2 separate regions of the Homo sapiens genome follow, and region 1 is linked to region 2. The links are chromatin loops, found by intact Hi-C in ENCODE. Cell type or tissue: tibial artery. All regions are shown on one strand.

Evidence for each region. Hi-C counts contacts between places; a loop is a spot of excess contacts. Peaks named below come from ENCODE experiments on the same cell type or tissue, not always from the same donor. Only the 100,000 strongest peaks of a DNase experiment are listed, where the experiment ranks them.
Region 1: a loop joins it to region 2, with 8 times the contacts of the local background. A loop is called at or near these places in 4 of 110 quality-filtered maps.

Annotation. Positions count from the first base shown.
Region 1 is chr11:43,823,958-43,826,457 of GRCh38, reverse strand. The region is part of intron 6 of HSD17B12 (hydroxysteroid 17-beta dehydrogenase 12); the gene reads right to left. Among named protein-coding and RNA genes, the nearest start is that of ALKBH3, 56 kb to the left of the region's middle. In tibial artery, a CTCF peak has its summit at 1,074 (motif pointing left); no DNase peak of the experiment used is centred here.
Region 2 is chr11:44,036,036-44,038,535 of GRCh38, reverse strand. It overlaps a transcript of ACCSL not described here. Among named protein-coding and RNA genes, the nearest start is that of ACCSL, 11 kb to the left of the region's middle. In tibial artery, a CTCF peak has its summit at 969 (motif pointing right); a DNase peak (open chromatin) is centred at 1,065; H3K27ac peaks cover 2,255 bases.

The DNA of each region.
Region 1 (2,500 bases), 210 kb after region 2:
CATGCCAATTAATAATGATTCCAAAGCCATAATTCATAAACTCTAAACAAAATTTTAAAAAAGAATGCATATACCAGCCGGGCACAGTGGCTCATGCCTGTAATCCCAGCTCTTTGGGAGGTCGAGGCGGGCAGATCACGAGGTCAGGAGATCGAGACCATCCTGGCTAACACGGTGAAACTCCGTCTCTACTAAAAATACAAAAAAATTAGCCGGGCGTGGTGGTGGGCGCCTGTAGTTCCAGCTACTCGGGAGGCTGAGGCAGGAGAATGGCGTGAACCCGGGAGGCGGAGCTTGCAGTGAGCGGAGATCACGCCACTGCACTCCAGCCTTGGCGACAGAGTGAGACTCCGTCTCAAAAAAAAAAAAAAAAAAAGAAAAAAAAAGACTGCATATACAATCATACACAGTTTTTATAAGTTTCACATACTATAGTATGCTAAGAGTTTCCAATACCTAAATTTTTCCAAAATAAGCTAACTTCTCAAAAGTGACAGGTTTGGGGAGGAGAAAATAATTTCTAAAGTTGTCAGAGATTTTTCATTTTCACTCGTATATAAGGCATTTATCCTATAACCTAGCTTCATTTGGAGGTGAAAAGCAACATCAGTACCAATCTATAACTACTCTCTCATTTTTGGAAGAAGAAAACAATGCAGAGTGGTTATCATGCCGTTTGGCAAAACCATCATTTTGTAGTTATGCCTGAAGCAGGCCATTACTATGACACTCTAAGGACTAAATGTATCCAATAATTTGGAATTTTTTAGGAGCATAATGATAACTAATTTCAAAATGAATTAAAAGACTAGCTATTAACTTGGAATGCCTTCATCTAGAAAAGCCATGGATGGGGATTAGTGGTGAGGGTTTTACTCTCCTTCCCATAATTTATCATATTCCTAATGTTGTTAAATTCTTGAAGCAGGGTGCCCGGATGCATTCTTAACATAATTCCTAAATTAAATACAATTAGACTGCTGAACGGAGACTGTTCTCATGGATTTTCAAATTAATAGAGGGCTCCCCCTACTGGCATTGTGTCACATGCCAGAGGCAAATCCAGGTGAGAAAAACAAATGTTTCCGTGCTTTTCACCCATCTGTCCATTCATCTAAACTTTTATCATCTACTCCATGGGCAGGGCATCGCATAAGACACTTCTGGCTAAGTGACATACAATGAATACACTGTGGTATAAAAAGGAAAAAATAGATTTTCAAAAAGCATGCAAAGGGTCTCATACTCTGATTTCAGAGAATCATGGGGTGGAAGATGCCATAGTCTAAATGTTTGTGTCCCTCCACTCCAAATTTTTTTTTTTTTTGAGACAGGGTCTCACTCTGCCAGCCAGGCTGGAGTCCAGTGGCACGATCTTGGCCCACTGCAACCTCTGCCTCCTGGGTTCAAGCAATCCTCCTGCCTCAGCCTCCTGAGCAGCTGGGACCACAGGTGTGAGCCACCATGCCTGGCTAATTTTTTTATTTTTGATAGAGATGGGGTCTCGCCATGTTGGCCAGGCTGGTCTCAAACTCCTGGGTTCAAGTGATCCTCCTGCCTCAGCCTCCTGAGTAGCTGGGATTACAGGCACGTGCCACCATGCCCAGCTAATTTTTGTATTTTTGGTAGAGATGGGGTTTCACTATGTTGGCCAGGCTGGTCTTGAACTCCTGGGCTCAAGTGATCCACCCATCTCAGCCTCCCAAAATGCTGGGATTACAGGCGTGAGCCGCTGCGCCCAACCTCCACCCCTCCAAAACTTGTATGTTCAAACCTAATCCCCAATATGGTGACATTAAGAGGAGGGTGGGGCCTTTGAGAAATGATTACATCATGAGGGTTCCACCCTCACACGTGGTATTGGTGCCCTTATAAAAGAGGCCTGAGGGAGCTTGTTTGCCTCTTCTGCCACATGAGGACATGGCAAGAAGGCTCCATCTATGAAGAATGGGGTCCTCACTCGACACCAAATCTGGTGGGGCACTGATCTTAGACTTCCCAGCCTCCAGAACTCTGAGAAATAAGTTTATGCTCTTTATAAACTACCCAATCTAAGGTATTTTGTTAGAGCAGCCCAGAGGGACTAAGACAGAAGAGATTAATTTAGTCGATGTCATTCTAGTCCTTCAATTTCTCCAAGCAGTTATTCTGTTTGAGTACATTGAACACTTGGAGTCACCTGGAACAGAAGAACCCAAACTCAAGTGCCTGAAAGGTCAGAGAGGTAATGTAAATGAGTGAGAGAAGTCAAACAATAGGGACTGGTGGGGACTGTGGCAATCTAGAGAGCTGCAGGCCTAACTTACTGCATATATCCGGAAGCTACTCAGCTCTAGTCACTTGCTGCCATGTAGTAATTCAGGTCTGTGTTACCCAATTTTCAGATTTTTCCCAAGAGAAGTTAGAAATCTCGGTGTAAAATTTCCTAACTTTGAAAACTGAGCCAATCAAAATGTGTTCGTCAGCCACCTCTGGCCCACAGACCAACAGTTTACAACCT
Region 2 (2,500 bases):
CTTTGCACATGCTGCCTCTCCACTGGAAAGCCCTGTCAGAGGCTTGCCCACTCTGCGCATTCCTGCTTATACTTCAAGTCTAAGCTCTTTTATCACCTCCTCCAAGGAGCCTTCCTCCTTAACTCCTCAGGCAGATAAAGGGACCCATGCCTATGTTCCCACATACTTTGTTCATGCCCTCTGTATAAAACACAACAGGTAGGCAGTGCTTTAGAGTCTTGGCTCTAACATGAATCCAGCGTCTGGGCTACTCTGTCCTCAGATACCTGCTTGGCTCACTCCCTCATCTCCTTCAAGGCTTTGCTCAAAGCTCACCTTCTCCCAGAGTCCTGCTATGACCACCTATTTAATTCTACAACCCGCTCCTCATGCTCACCACACTGCAGTTCCCCCTCCTCCATCCCACCTTTCATTTTTATAGCACTTTTCCCCTTCAAGCATACTATATAATGTACTCATTTATTACATGCATCGTTTATTTTCAGTCCCCTTCTCTAGAAGGTAAACTCCATGAGGGCAGAGGTCTTCAATTGCTTTGTTTACTGATATTTCTCAAACGCAAAGAAGGGTGGTTGGCCCATGGAAGAGCTCAATAATGTCTGTGAATGAATAAATGAATGACCAAGTGGATGGATGGATGGATGGATGGATGGATGGATGGATGCATGGATGGATGAATACCATAATGCAATTTTCTAAGGTCTGGGCCCCCTTCTGGTCTGTACACTATTCACGTTCTACCATAGTTCCAAGGCACACAGGGAGTTTTTAGTTAATATTTGTTGAATATTCATTTCTAACTAATCTTTCAATGACTGAAGACAAGAATGAAGAAATCAATCAGTTGCAGGCACCTTGTGAATGTTGACAGTAGAGTGAAGATTTACCCAGTGGAAAAACTTCACCTTCCACAGCCTGGGAGCCTCTCTGCTGCGGGCACCCTGACTACAGCAGCTGTAACACGGATTTGCCAAGAGGGGTCGCTAAACCCTTATTTTCTTGCCTAGTGCAGAAAACTCAGGCCAGCCAGCACTGCAGACTCAGAGAAGCAGCGGGTGAGAGGAGTATAGAAGAGGCCAGACAAGGAGCAGCCAGTGCGCCATCCGCGCGTGCGTGACCTCAGAAAGGCTGGGAGCAGGCAATTGCATCTCTTTTCTGACCCACTGCAACCGCTGGTGGCTCTTGGGATCTCTTAGTATTTCTGTTTTACAGACAGGACTCAGGGCTCAGAGAGGTTGGGTACCTTGGTCACTGTCACAACCAGAATCTAGTGATAGGATTAGAATCCAGAATTGGCAAATACGACTGTTCCTGCTACCACCCCTTTGGCATCTCTGCTCCAAAAGCAAACAAATTCCAAGTACAACATCTGGCATGGCCTAATTTAGAAGGCCTGTAGGTTCCAAGGTTGGGGAAAGGTGGAGGTAGGCAGTGGGAGATGGGGAAAGGAGGAGAATTCCTCTTCCAGGGACACTGACCCAGCTGCCCTCAGCTCTCCCCATCCCTCCAGATTGCATAACCTTTTCTCCCTTGACTTCAGTTCTCTGGGCTTCTAAGTGGTCACTGGCCTCATACAAACTCACTTTGGAGACAGCAGCCTGGAAGGCACAGAGGTGCAGCCAGTGGGAAGAGACTGCAAAAGGTCCCCAACCCATCAAGGAAACTGTGGTCCAGAGAGAGGTAGAGGAACCTACCTGGCAAGACCCTGGCCCGTCCATGCCAGAACCTGGGAATCTTTTTTTTTTTTTTTTTTTGAGCTGGTGTCTTGCTCTGTCACCCAGGCTGGAGTGCAGTGGGGCGATCTTGACTCACTGCATCCTTTGCCCCCAGGGTTCAAGCGATGCTCCTGCCTCAGCCTCCCAAGTAGCTGGGATTACATGTGTGCACCACCACACATGGGTAATTTTTGTATTTTTTGTAGAGACAGGGTTTTGCCATGTTGGCCAGGCTGGTCTCAAACTCCTGGCCTCAAGTGATCCACCTACCTTGGCCTCCTAAAGTGCTGGGATTGCAGGTGTGCACCACAGCACCTGGCATAGAACCTGGGAATCTGTAATACTGGGCCCTGGGTTCCATATAACGGGCCTCCCAACAATTCAATGAGGAACGTGTCCTTGGCCCCATTTTATAGGTAACAAAACTGAGGCCCAGCGAGGTTCCTCAATCTTGTCCAAGTTCATGCTACTTGCTTGGGCCTGACTGCAGACCTGTCTGAATCCAGGCCCAGAGTATTCTCTTCACAGATTCCTGGGCCACAGTGACAGGACCCTAACAATTCCTTTAGGTCTGGCCTGGTCTCTAGGTTGTATGAGGTGACCTGGAATGGGGATCCTGGGGAGGAGGAAGGTCACCATGTCGGGGTCCTAATGGCTCTTGCCCACTTTCCTCCAGCGGGGGCCGAAGGCCAGTTACCCAGTTGGTTGCTACCTGGTTGCCCCCTGGGGAACAGTCTGGCTCAAACCACTTACATTGCAGGGACTGTTTTTCAAAGGGCACTGAA